Regions from separate parts of the Mus musculus genome. Here regions 1 and 2 are each linked to region 3. Evidence: chromatin contacts called from ENCODE Hi-C or POLR2A ChIA-PET data. All regions are on one chromosome and are shown on one strand. Each heading gives the region's core, a stretch centred on a gene start or an enhancer-like site at or near the end of the contact. The rest is flanking DNA. Distances are from core to core; before and after follow the strand shown.

Region 1 (4,024 bases), core at 7-2,506, 360 kb before region 3:
CCAACCACCACCACCAGCAAATATATGCATATAATATATATACATTATATATACACACAATATATATATATTATATGCAGGTAAATATAACATACATGTAGTGTACACACATATATCTCAGCTCCTTTCCTTATCATTTGGACATTTATTTTGAGCTAGGCTTGGTGAGCACATACCTGTAACTCAGCACCTGGGAGATATAGGCAGAATGATCAGGAGTTCAAGGCCAGGTTCAGCAGACTGGGCTACGTGGAACACCGTGAAGGGTGGGGTCTAAGAGATGGCCTGTGCTGCCCTTGCTGAGGACCTGGGTTCAGTTCCCAGACTGCTCAGGGGTGAAGGACTTACATTCAAGCCTGGGAAACTGAACCTGATCCCAGGAAGTCACTGGTGCAAGGAGGTGACTTCCACACACGTGCAGTGTGACACATGTGTGGTGGCACACACTCTGTGCCATCACGCAGACATACACAGTGAATAGTAAATCTAAAAGACACACACACACACATATATATAAATTTCCAAAGACTTTTAAATTTTTATTTATTTATTTATTTATTTATTTATTTATTTGTGGTTTTTTTCGAGACAGGGTTTCTCTGTGTAGCCCTGGCTGTCCTGGAACTCACTCTGTAGACCAGGCTGGCCTTGAACTCAGAAATCCGCCTGCTTCTGCCTCCCGAGTGCTGGGATTAAAGGCGTGCGCCATGCCGGGCGACTTTTGTTTATTTTTGTTGTTATTTACTTATGAGGCAGGGACTCACTATGTAGCCCTGGCTGTCTTGGAACTTTACTAAGTAGATCAGGCTGACTTTGAACTCATAGAGATCTGGGATCTGCCTGCTTCTGCATCCCAATTGCAGGGATTAAAGGCTTGTGCCACTATACCCAGCAATGTTTATTTTCTTTTTATGTCTTTTGGTGTTTTGAGTGCATGTATGAAAGTACCCCAAGATCACGCAGTACTTAAGAAGGCCAGAAGAGGGCGCCAGATGCTTTAGGAAGCGGAACTTACAACAGTCTTTAGCTGTCATGAGAATGCTGGAATCATGATTGTACATACATGATTATGTATCATGCAAGAGCAGCCAGTGCTCTCAACCACCAAGAAATCTCTTCAGCTCCACACATTTTTTTTTAAAGATTTATTATGTTTTAAGTTCCTGTGTGTGGGTGTTTGGGCCAGCCTGTCTGTGCATCATCTACATGCAGTACCCTCAGAGGCCAGAAGAGGGCGGAGGCTCATCAGGAACTGGATGGAGTTCCAGGTAGTTGTGAGCCACTGCACGTGGGTGCTAGGAAATGAACCAGTCCTCTGCAAGAACAAAAGAGTTCTTAATCACTGGGCTATCTCTCCAGCCGCAATACAGTCCTCTGTATGGGCAGGTGACCCTGTACATGAACACACATATGAGTACAGGGGTCTGTGGAGGCTGGAGGTTATTAGCAGGTGTCCTCCTCAACCTCTGCCTACCTTATTTTTTTGAGAGGGTTTCCTTCTGAATCTAGAGCTTGTCAAATCAGCTAGACTGGCAGGCACTTAGCGCAGGAATCCTAGCCAGTGGTAGGATTATGGGCACATGAACCACCTGGGAATAGAGCTTGGGTCCTCATGCTTGCGCAGTAAACACTTTGCCAGCTGAGCCGCATCTCCATCCCCTCCGACTCTCCTCAGAAAGCAGCAATACTGCAGCGAGAGCCCAGTACTTAGCTCATCTAGCCGGGGTCATTTCACCAGAGTCCCAGTTCTAAATCCCATCAACACATGGTTGGGTAGGTGGGTGACATGCTGTCATCACCGGGGTGTCCCTAGATAAGACTGCAATGCCTACTGGTCAGTAAAGGATGCAGAGATGTCAGTAAATCACTCTGGACAGGGCTTCAGGGAACAGCATCTGCTGTATTACACACCAGCAAGCACTCATATCGCGGAAGCTATCGTCTGTGACTGGTTAGCACATTACCTCAGACTGGACAGTGAGCGCCCATACCACCAGGATCTCGGTGCGAGAGAAGCACATAAAAAGAGATGTGGAGAGGGCAGCCTCAGCAGGCCAGCTCCCAACTGTCAGGCTACTTCAGAATCCTCTGTTCTGACTTCTGGGCATACTCATGAGCATGGTACACCGTGCTTCTTATTTAGAAGTGCCATGTGCCGGGCAGGCTGGCTGCCAGGTCAGGCCCACACTTTCTCCTACAGATAAGTCTCCGGTGCTAGTACTTACCCAGACAACTACTTTGATAACACAGGAGCTGTGAGGAGCCAACTGGGGAGAGAGACAATGTGAGAGGCAGAGGCCAGAAAAGAAAGCATCCTGCGGCTGGAGGTAGAAAGTTAGGGCTTCATGCCGTGACAAGCGGCCAGTGTGGCTGGCATGGGATGGATGAGAAGACAGGAGCTAGAGATGGATGCTAGAATGGGGTTGATCTGTTGGAATCAGCCTCCAAAATACAGTGAAGGAGGGGCACTGCTGAGTTTCAGACTGAGAAAAACATTGCAATATAAGAATTAGCTCAGGGGCTGGAGAGAGGGCTCAGCGGTTAAGAGCGCCGACTAATCTTCCATAGGTCATGAGTTCAAATCCCAGCAGCCACATGATGACTCACAACCATCCGTAATGAGCCATCTGAAACCCTCTTCTGGTGTGTCTGAAGACAGCTACAGTGTACTCACATATAATAATAAATAAATCTTTGGGCAGGAGTGAGTGGAGACAGAGCAACTACATGATGTCTCACAACCATCTGTCTGTCACAACTGTCTGTCCAGCTACAGTGTACTCCCATACAGAAAATAAATCAATTAGTTCATGCTCCTGTAATCCTAGCACTCAGAAGATCAAGGCAAGAAGATCAGGAGCTCCAGGCTAGTCTGGGCTACACAGTGAAGCCTTGTTTCACTCAATCCACCAATAAGACTTCAAGGCACAGAAAGTAGTCTGGTAGACATGGGATTCAGGTCTGCTTGGCTCCTACCTCTGAGCTCTCGGCCCCTCTGGCTGAGAAGCAGAGTGAACCAATCTACTTTCAAATCTGATCACCTCAGGAAGTGGGGACCTAAGAAGGGGGAAGGAGCTTCCCCTAAGCGGTACAGGGGGTCAGGGTCTATTTCAGAGATGAGGTCTCCAGGGTCCCAGGCTCCACACCCACACTCAGCTCCGGCAGCCAGGCCAGGCCAGGCCCCTGCTCCAGTTCTGAGGCCCAGAGAAACCATTTGGTGTTTGGAGAACAAAGGGCTGCTCCCTGCGTTCCAGGAAGCGGTGTCAGCTGGGGCCAGGTTCTTGGTCTGTACTGGTGGTGGCTGGTTTCAGCCACCTAGGTCTCTCCTACCCCATGCAGGCTCCAAGTGGACCTGGACTCCTCCGGAGGCATCGGGTGACACCTGCCCTACCCTAAGCTCTGTCCACCCTGCTGAGCACAGGGTGAAATCTAGGACTGTGACTCTTCAGTCCTGTTGCATTTTCCACCAGAGCTTGTGCTCAGAGACCAAAGGGCTCGGGGACACAGAGTCCAGGGGATGGTTCTCGAATCCATGGCCAGCCAGCCAAGCAGGCCTGCAGCCCCTCCCCTCAGCCCAACCCCAAGACCAAAGATCTTAGGGCAGACAGTTCACTGCTCTGGCTTGCTTATTCTAGAATGAAGCTGCTGAGTCAAAAGAACTTGCATTCATTCATTCATTCGTTCGCTCGTTCATTCATTCATCTATTTGTTTGTTTGTTTGTTTATTGGCAAGCTTTCACTACATAGACCAGGCTGGTTTCGAACTCACAGAACTTGTCCTGCATCTGCCTATGGACTTCTGAGAGTAAAGATGTGGACCACGGTGGCCAGTACATTTATTTATTTCTAATTCTCCCTGTGTATATCTGGCTGGCGGTAGATCTCAGAAATCACTATGTAAACCAGGATAGCCTTGTTCTTGCTGTGATCTGCCTGCCCCTGTCTTAGGAGTGCTAGAACTACAGGAATGCATTACCATGCCTGGTTAATTTTGTTTAAAAAAAAAATTAAAAATCCTTTGTGT
Region 2 (4,612 bases), core at 1,810-4,309, 270 kb before region 3:
AGTCCTGGGACTTAAACTCAGGTCACCAGGTTTGGCAGCAGGCGCCTTGACCCAAAGCCATCTCTGCAGCTCAGCCCTTAATTAAAAATTTAACAAAGAAACAACCAGGGCATAGTGACAGGCTTTTGATCCTAGCACTAAGGAGGGACAGGGACTCTGTGAGTTCAAGGCCACTCTGATCTACATGGATGGTTCCAGATCAGCCAGGGACCCTGTCTCAAAAATCACATGGAGTTTCAGAACAAGGAGCACACAATGAGCCTCTGTCTCAAAAAAACCAAAGCAAATGTACAAACAAACCCAACACTGAGCATGGCAGCGTATGCTCACACATAACCCCAGCACGCAAGAGACACGAGGATTCTGAGTTCTAGGCCACCTTAGGCAACATAACAAGACTCTATCCAAAACAAAACAGAACAGCAGCCCAGAGAGGTAAAAACAGCACAGGACTGGTATGCCGGCTAGCCTCCTGTCAACTGACACACGCCACAGTTATCTGAAAGGAGGGAACTTCAGCTGAGAAAAAGACTCCGGAAGATCAGGCTGTAGTCATTTTCTTAGTTAGAGATTGATGGAGGCGGGCCCAGCCCATTGTGGGTGGTGCCATCCCTGGGCTGGGGTCCTGGGTTCTATAAGAAAGCAGGCTGGGCAAGCCACAGGGAGCAAGCCAGAAAGCAGCACTCCTCCGTGGCCTCTGCAGCAGTTCCTGCCTCTGGGTTCCTACCCTGCATGAATTTCTGCCCTCAATGCTTTTGAATTGGAAGTGTAAGCTAAACCCTTTCCTCTCCAACTTGCTTTTGGTCATGGCATTTCATCACGGCAATAAAAATCTGTATTTAGACAGCTACTGAGTGGCCGAGCCACACCTCAGACCCCAACTACAAACACAGTTTGTTCATCTTCAGTGCATCCCCAAGACTCAGCCAACAGGGAAGGAAAAGGCACTAAATGTATTTTAGAGTTGTTGCTGTGCCTGAAACCTGCCATGCTGCCCAGACTAGCATCAGACTCAAGGGTTACCAGAACAACGGACTGCAGGCTTGCACCGCCCACCCCACACTTCTGAACCATTTTCCACCCAGCTCTTCTCCCTGCTCACCGTGGAAACCCAGGAATCACAAGTTCTATTAGAGTATAAAGCAAGATCAGATTTAGGGTGACTCCTAGATCACTGGGGACAGAAAGGAGGCATGAGATCCCCAAAGCTCACCAAGCTGTCTCCTTCCTGGGCCACCAAGATGGGCACTTTCCTGTAGGAGGAGAATTTGATCTCAGTCCTTCTCACGGGATTCACCTCCACCACCTGATAGGGCAGGGAGTGGAAGTCGAGGAAGGCACGGACTTTGCTGCAGAAGGGACATGTCTTGTACTGGTACAGGGTCAGCTGCAGGCTGTTCGACAGGGGCAGCTGGGGGAAGAGAAAAACAATGGGGCTTGTAACACCTGGGGTCCCAGAACTCTTGCTCCACACCCGCCTCAGGCAAACCTTTCTTCAGGAAGTCCTCTAAGGTGACCCTGAAAAGAGAGTGAGGAAAGGTGGGCAAGGGGCTCAGAGAGTGACAGACAGCCTACCTGCAAGTGCCCAACAAGTATACCGCAGGGCCAGGAGGCTCTAACACTGTGTGTGTGTGGGGGGGGGGGGGGGTCCCTGCGCCCCTTCGAGCGAGTTCATCTTTCTCCTGTCCCAAAGGGGACAGAAGACAGTCCTAGGGTGTGTCTTCCTCCAGCTTAATAGTCCTTAAGGTCTCCTCCACTCCCACCCCTTACCCCTAACTTCTCCAACTCTTTCTGAGTAACTGGCAGAGCTGACCAACTGGCCAGGCAGCACTGGCCAGAAGTGAGATCTACCTCAGATCTCCAAACGAAGAGGGAGGAGGCTGCATTTAGCTCCTCTGCAGGGAAGCCTTCAGGTGAGCTTGCTACAATTGCAGCCCCCCTCCCCTCAGTCTTCAGATGGAAATCGGTTGGGCAGAGAAGAGAGCAGTGAACCGCAGGGACTCCGCGCCAGTTCCAGTTCCTGGGTGCAGGAAAGGAGCATGGGAGGCAGGGCGGAGAAGGGCTAAAGACTGCAACTCATGAAAGGTCTACAGGGCTGCCGAGCCACGGTGGGCTGGAGCACGCCTCCAGTTCTGAGTCTGAAGTCAGGGTCACTCGTTCCATAAAGATTACTCCCGGTGCCACACACACGCCCCTAAATCACAATACAGACCATGGCATGCGATACATACAGCTCTAAGTCGTGGGCGATAGCACCACCCTCCTCGCACTCTTAAGGCCAAGACACTCGCCCAAGGTCACAAGCGGGCGAAAGAGGCCTCTCCTGACCCTGCGGCTTCTCAGCAGTTCGGGGCTAATCCCGGCTCCCCGTCAGCAGTCCGTGCCAGCCAAGTCTTACCTGCGCAGCCGAGCGCTCCGCGCGGAGGTCCTGGGAACGCTGGTGCCACCGCACGGTGTGGTACAGCCCCAGCGCGCCGCCCAGGGCCAGCGCCGCCGCCCCCAGCAACCGCGGGCTCCCCTTGCGGACCGCGGCGCCCCGGCTTCCGGCAGCCACCCTGGTGAAGCCAGCCCGGCTCTGTGCCGAGAGCGGCTGCCAGGGTCGTGTGAGCAGCCCCTCAGTCAGGGCGCACCGGCTAGAGACAAGCACCCACGAAAGGCGCGCCGCCTGGGCCATGTTCGCTCTGCCGGCGCTGCGGGCGAGCGCGCAAAACCAAAATGGCCCAACCAGGGCGGCTCTAGGATTCCTTAAAGGGACAGTACCGGGCCTGCGTGTTGCCTAGGGTAACGATGACGCCAAGTAGGACCAGAGTCCTTGAGGGATCTGAGAGCGCATGCCTGTCTGAGAGGCAGAAGCACACCCCAGGGGCTTAGGAAGTGGCTTGGCGTCGCTGTCTTCTGAGGGTACAATGATGACCTGTAACTCGTGGTCGGGCGTTTCCACATCGTGCATCTACGATGGCAGGGAGAACATTGGTCTTCCGACCCATTCACTCCCCAGAAAAGGTCCGACGCGGTCTCCAGTGGGTGGCTGCATTGTCTCAGACTCTCTCTGCCCTCCCGCAATGCTGTACTCTGCTGCTATGATGCGAACCATAAACTTTTCTCAAATCCAGCGGGGGGCCTTGGAAACCACGTGTCGCGGAAATGGCCCACGCTAAGTGGCCGGCTTGGCAGCCCGAAGACCTCTCAGGCCTGAATGGGAATGAGCGAAGGTTCCCAGGACACCCCAGGCCTTTGCGAATTTACTTGTCTTAACGGAGCGCCCGACCTCCACTGCCTAGGCTTCTCCGCGGACAGCCCTGACTTGACCCCGCCCCGAAGCCGAAAGAGGGCGGGGCCTTATAGTGGGCGTGGAATCGAGAGGGAGAGGTGGGGTTCCTTGGCGAGCGGGTATGGAGTTGTAGGGGAATGGCTGTTCCAGAGTCTGATCTGGGTACGATCCACCGCCTTCGCTTTCTCCCGGGCCTGGCAGCGCCAGAGCCCACAATACCCAGACGCATCTGGAACCTGCGCATGCAGGCCTAGGAGAGCGAAAAAGGCTAGGTGGCCCCAACGTATTTTTCTGTGAAAACCTAGCTGGGAAGAGAAAAATGGGCTTAAAAGGCACGGAGGATTCCAGCTCAAACACAGCCTTCTAAGTAGGGCAGGAGTTGTCCCGGAACAGTCCTGGGGCTAGCCAGAACGGCATCCTGGAACAAATGCCTGAAACCTGTACTAGAGAACAGTACCTACCAATCTTATTATACTGTTGGGGAAAATGAGGCTGTTGAAGCCCCCAAACTGAACAAAACTTCAGAAAGGTGGCGCTGCAGCCTGGGCTGAGAGGCCCCACTGCCTGTCACACTTCTCGGTTTCTGATAAGTTCACCTCCCCTCCTCACCTACGTCTCCTGTCTCCCTATGACTTCTGATCCTAGTGTGCTTCAACCAAGGACCCAGCAAATAAGGACGGTTTTCCCTCGTGGCCAGGGAAAACTATCCCCAATGTAACCACATTAGGATATCTGTGGCCCTCAAAATCTATAAACTGAAACTAAGGAGTGGAGTGATCATAATAATAATTGAGTCATTTAGGAAATGATTAGATCAGTTTGCAAGAATGGAATGGGTGCCGGGCGTGGTGGCACACGCCTTTAATCCCAGCACTTGGGAGGCAGAGGCAGGCAGATTTCTGAGTTCGAGGCCAGCCTGGTCTACAAAGTGAGTTCCAGGACAGCCAGAGCTATATAGAGAAACCCTGTCTCGAAAAAAAAAAAAAAAAAAAAAAAAAGAATGGAATGGGTGCCAGGCATGGTGGTGCACGCCCTTAATCCCAGCACTTGGGAGGCAGAGACAGGTGGATTTCTGAGTTCGAGGCCAGCTTGGTCTACAGAGTGAGTTCCAGAACAGCCAGGGGTAAACAGAGAAACCCTGTCTCAAAAAAAGAAGAAGAAAAAAAGAGAGAGAGAGAGAGAGAATGGAATGGGTACACTGTTACAAACCAGACTGTCTGCCCTTGTCTGTCTTCTGAAATGTAGGCGTCCTTCGGGGTGTCAACTGTGAGGAACTGGCCGTTGGTGTCTCCATCTCGAACTCTGACCCTCCAGAGCTGTAAGGAACAGCAAGCACCTTGC
Region 3 (4,413 bases), core at 224-2,723:
TACTCTTGCTTATCAGTCATGGATTCCATGGCTGCCTCCTCCTGTCCCTCTCTTCAAAACCTCCCCACAAGGTCTCAGGCCTCTTTGCAGATAAAGACTCAGGAGGTCAGAGACCTTGTGGTTTGTCCAACGTTGAGAGTCCAGACCCCAGGGCTCGGCGGCTCACAGGTACCCAAATCATTCTGTCAGATCTTTTGAGCTTCCAAAGGGAAGGGGAGAGGGGACCCCATCTCCATTTTCAGTCTACTGTGCTGTGTATATGTAACAGTGGCTTGGATCAGAAAGGATACCTTACAGGGGCTAAAGACTAGAGAGAGAGAGAGAGAGAGAGAGAGAGAGAGAGAGAGAACGAACTGCCCTAGCATGCAGGAGGTCCAGGCTTCCATCCCCAGCACCCAGTAAGCCAGAGTTCATCCCAAGGATGGGCAAACCAGTCTGTCTGGTCTTTCGTGCTCCTCTGGAAAGGAGGGGGCATATTTGTTTATTCTATGATTCTAGCACTTGGGAGGAGGAGGAAGGAAGGTCACTTTCAGCTAAATAGAGAATTGCAGGCCAGCCTGGGCTATAAAAGATCCTGTCTCACAAGAAAAGGCAGAAAAAAAAAAGAAAGAAAGAATGAGAGGAGGGAGGGAAAAATAAAAACTCAAAGAAACCAAAAAAGAAACAGACATGAATCCACGAACGCAGAGCCTGCCGCAACAACAGCCTGTGAACACTAGAGGGCTCAGGACGACAGAAACCCAATCCAGAATGTGCTGACAGCAAGGAGTGTGGAGATCCAAAGATACAGTAACAGGGATGACAAGATGTGAGTTCCAAGACTTGCCCTTGTGACAACTACTTCATTTTGTCCTCACAGCAAAACCAGAAGTGAGAAGTCTCAGTAAGATTCCCACTTTACAGCTGGGAGTGGTGGCGCACACTTTTAATCCCAGCACTCGGGAGGCAGAGGCAGACGGATTTCTGAGTTCGAGGCCAGCCTGGTCTATAGAGTGAGTTCCAGGACAGCCAGGGCTATACAGAGAAAACCCTGTCTTGAAAAACCAAAAAAAAAAAAAAAAAAAAAAAAAAAAAAAGATTCCCACTTTACAGCGAGAAACAAAAGCCCACTCTTATTAAGTGAACCCTTACAGGTCACCACATTAGAAACCAGAGGCTGGGGTTGAACTTGGCTCTGGCTTTATTACCCTGATGTTGTCCTCTCCTCCATCCCCCCTTTCATCTTCCCTCCCAGGTCCCCTTCAGCTGGCTCTCTTAAGTCCTGAGATCTATAAAGGACTGCTTAAGGCTGGAGAGGCTTACCCCTATGATTCCTTCTAGAGAAGGTGGGCTCGGGGCAGCGGGGAGTTGGGGGAGGGGAGGCGTGAGGAAGCAGTCAGGAGCTGTGGGACGGAGCTATGGATACAGGGAGGCCCTGTCTGGAAGTCTTCTGACTGGCCGCTGGCAGAGCTGGTCTCCTGGGAACTGGCCAGGGCTATTAATACAGAGCTGAGTCAGGGGGCCCTTGAGTTGCAACATCACAAGACATAGCAGGGACACTCCTGACTCCAGCGCCTCCTCCCTCTCACCTGCACTGTCCACCTCAGGCTGCGCCCTCTGGGAAGTGGCATCCAGTACCCTGCTTGAGGCTGTCCTCAGAGAGTGCTCTTAAGTGCTCTGGTGCTGAGCTACAAGGATTATTCTAAACATTGATTTGGGGAGGGCCTGCAGTGTGTCCATTCCTGTCCAGGAAGCCAGGGCTCCTACGATTCAGTTCATCACCTGCCTACACAGGGCCCCAGTCAGAGCCGCCTGGTCTCTACCGGGGCCCTGTGGTTAAGGCATGTAGCTTAGCTTCCAGAGACTCTAGCCACTCTGGGTGGGCACCGGCTGATGGGACAACAGAGAAGAAAGAAGATGAGAGGAAGGACCAAGGGATGGAATCTGTCAGAGAGAGGCTCTCAGCTCTGACTCTTTGGCCTTTGTAACATTTTCTGTCCCAGACTCAGGAGCCTCCCAGGTCTGTGTCACCTTTCTGGCATGGATGGCTGTTGCGGGCTTCTACACGACCTTGTAAGGAAAGGCTCACCTTCAGAATTCCAACATCATGCTGTGAAGACTATTTGCTGAGAGTTTTGGGGGGCACGAGGCTCCATTTTGAACATAAACCCCATACCTACTGTTTCCTCAGGATGGGGACAGGGACACTTATAGGACAAAGCTCCTAAGGGATGAGATGGTTTTGAGCAAAGCCTAAACTGATTCCGGAGCTGATACTCACATATCCATCTATTCATTATCTCAATCATCACCACCACCATCACCATCATTACCATTATTATGATAATGTAATAATTATTAATTTTTGTAGCCTAGGCTAACTTCAAATCCACAATGCAGTCAAGGACAGCCAAGGATGATTGAATAGCTGACCCTTTGGTCTTCAGCTCCTGAGTGCTGTTTTATGAGGTGCTGGGGATCGAACCTAGGGCTTTGTACATGCAAGCCCTCTCTCAACTAAGCTATACCCCTCCCTATGTACTTATTTATTTATTTTGGTTTTCGAGACATGGTTTCTCAGTGTCACCAGGCCAGGCTGGCCTCGAACTCACGGAGATTTGCCTGCCCCCCCCTCTCCCCTTCCCCCAAGTGCTGGGATTAAAGGTATGCACCACCACACCAGGTTCACTATGTAGCTCAGGATAGTCTCAAACTTGAGCTTATTCTGCCTCTGTTGCCCAAGTGGCTGCGACACTAGGCCTGAAGCACCAGCAGATCACCTGTTGTGTAACTCAGTCCTTTCCTGTGCTATCTATGGGATTTGATCAAGGGTTAGAGGCTGCATACACCTGGCTCGTTCCTCTTCTCACAGCCTCGGTCTCTCACACTGGGACTCTCTGGGGCCTTTCCTTCCTCCCTCTCCTCCTACACCTATGGACACAGCCTATGCTAAGCTCCCAACACAAGCGACCCAGGTCTGGGACCCTTTCTCAGCTCTGGTCCATAGCAGGGCTTCAGTGCCAAGGCCCCTGCAGAGAACCCTTATCAACCAGCACCACACATCCCTGAGAGCCTGGGACGGGCACCCAACCCCGATCCCAGCCCTTCATAAACCCTGTTATCAGGAGACACATTCCAACCCACGCTCTCTCCCCCTGCACCGGGGAAGATAGAGCCTGGAGTCTTCCGGCCACGTGGGAAGGGGGCACCAGGGGAAACCCGGGTTATCTCAGCGGGAAGCCACACTGCAGAGCTATTTCTTCAGACAGCTTGAGAAAACACGTTGGGGTCGGCCTTGCGGGGAGTCAGCCTTTAGTTTGGAATGTGACTGACTAGCTAAGGACCCCTGCTAGGGCGGAAGCCAGGAGGCTGAAAATCTGTTCCCAGGAGCCAGGAGGTGGTTCTCCAGACGTGGGGAGGGTCCCTAACACCTTCATAGGAGGTCTGGGTTTCCCCTAAGTCAAGGGAGCACCTGGTTTGTGGGAGGGCTTCTCAGCATTGCTACTGAGAAGGAACAGAGAGCAGGCTGCTTCACACAGAGCCTGTGGCAAAGACCAAATGTGTGTTTTCTAATCTATGGCAAGCATATCTATCCCTGGTGACTTGCAGGGCTAGGGAGTGGAAAGTTTGAGACCAGGTTCAGGAGGCCGAACCTTCCTGCTTCTGCTGAGACTCCATTTACCCTTTCCTTTCCTTTCCTTTCCTTTCCTTTCCTTTCCTTTCCTTTCCTTTCCTTTCCTTTCCTTTCCTTTCCTTTCCTTTCCTTTCCTTTCCTTTCCTCTCTCCCCCACCCCCTTTGACAGCGTCTCACATATGTTCTGGCTGTCCTGGAACTCACTCTAGACCAGGCTGGCCTCTTACTCACAGAGATCTGCCTGTCTCTGCCTCCTGAGTGCTGGGATTACAAATGTGCCACTACACCAATTTTAATTTTCTAATTTTCTCTCTTTCTTCCTTCCTTCTTTCTTTCTTTCTTTCTTTCTTTCTTTCTTTCTTTCTTTCTTTCTTTCTTTCTTCCTTCCTTCCTTCCTTCCTTCCTTCCTTCCTTCCTTTCTTCTCTCTCTCTCTCTCAGCCCTGGCTGTCCTGGAACTCACTCTGCAGACCAGGCTGGCCTCAACCGTGGAGACTCGCCTGCCTCTGCCTAACAAGTGCTGGGATTGGAGGCGTGCACCACCACTTCCCAGCTTCAAATTTCTTATACTTAAATTATGAACAATGGAAGTTTGTGTCTTAGGTGGCAATGTCTTGAAGGGCTTATTAGAGTCTAGGGGCTAGGCTGGACATGGTGGCACACACCTATAATTCCAACACTTGAGAGGCAGAGGCAGGGACCTCTGTGAATTAGAGGTCAGTGTGGTCTACATAACAAGTTGAGTATATCCATGGAGACATAGTGAGACCCTGTCTCAGAGTGGGGGTGAGAGGGGCTGACA

What was found. A loop is a pair of places that touch in the nucleus more often than their neighbours do. ChIA-PET counts read pairs that join two places held with the same protein, here RNA polymerase II (POLR2A).
Region 1: a loop to region 3 is called in a map of mouse embryonic stem cell, with 2.8 times the contacts of the local background. The contact joins two enhancer-like sites. A Hi-C loop is called at or near these places in 2 of 37 maps with a recorded cell type or tissue (mouse embryonic stem cell and v-Abl transformed pro-B cells).
Region 2: a map of v-Abl transformed pro-B cells shows a loop between it and region 3 (2.0-fold over the local background). The contact joins the promoter of Ptges2 here to the enhancer-like site in region 3. A Hi-C loop is called at or near these places in 1 of 37 maps with a recorded cell type or tissue (v-Abl transformed pro-B cells). POLR2A ChIA-PET finds 5 or more read pairs at or near these places in 1 of 5 experiments (embryonic stem cell).

Annotation. Positions count from the first base shown.
Region 1 is chr2:32,484,508-32,488,531 of GRCm38, reverse strand. No RefSeq gene overlaps it. Among named protein-coding and RNA genes, the nearest start is that of Slc25a25, 35 kb to the right of the region's middle. Within about 2 kb of position 1,256, at least 1 of the 3 ENCODE cell types and tissues checked has a DNase peak (open chromatin) inside an H3K27ac peak, as active enhancers do.
Region 2 is chr2:32,394,337-32,398,948 of GRCm38, reverse strand. It overlaps Ptges2 (prostaglandin E synthase 2), which reads right to left and starts at 3,059. Exons shown (of 7, transcript NM_133783.2): 1 at 2,399-3,059; 2 at 1,214-1,411. The coding sequence starts at 2,674.
Region 3 is chr2:32,126,968-32,131,380 of GRCm38, reverse strand. No RefSeq gene overlaps it. Among named protein-coding and RNA genes, the nearest start is that of Prrc2b, 22 kb to the left of the region's middle. RefSeq lists an enhancer at 2,795-3,651. Within about 2 kb of position 1,473, at least 2 of the 3 ENCODE cell types and tissues checked have a DNase peak (open chromatin) inside an H3K27ac peak, as active enhancers do.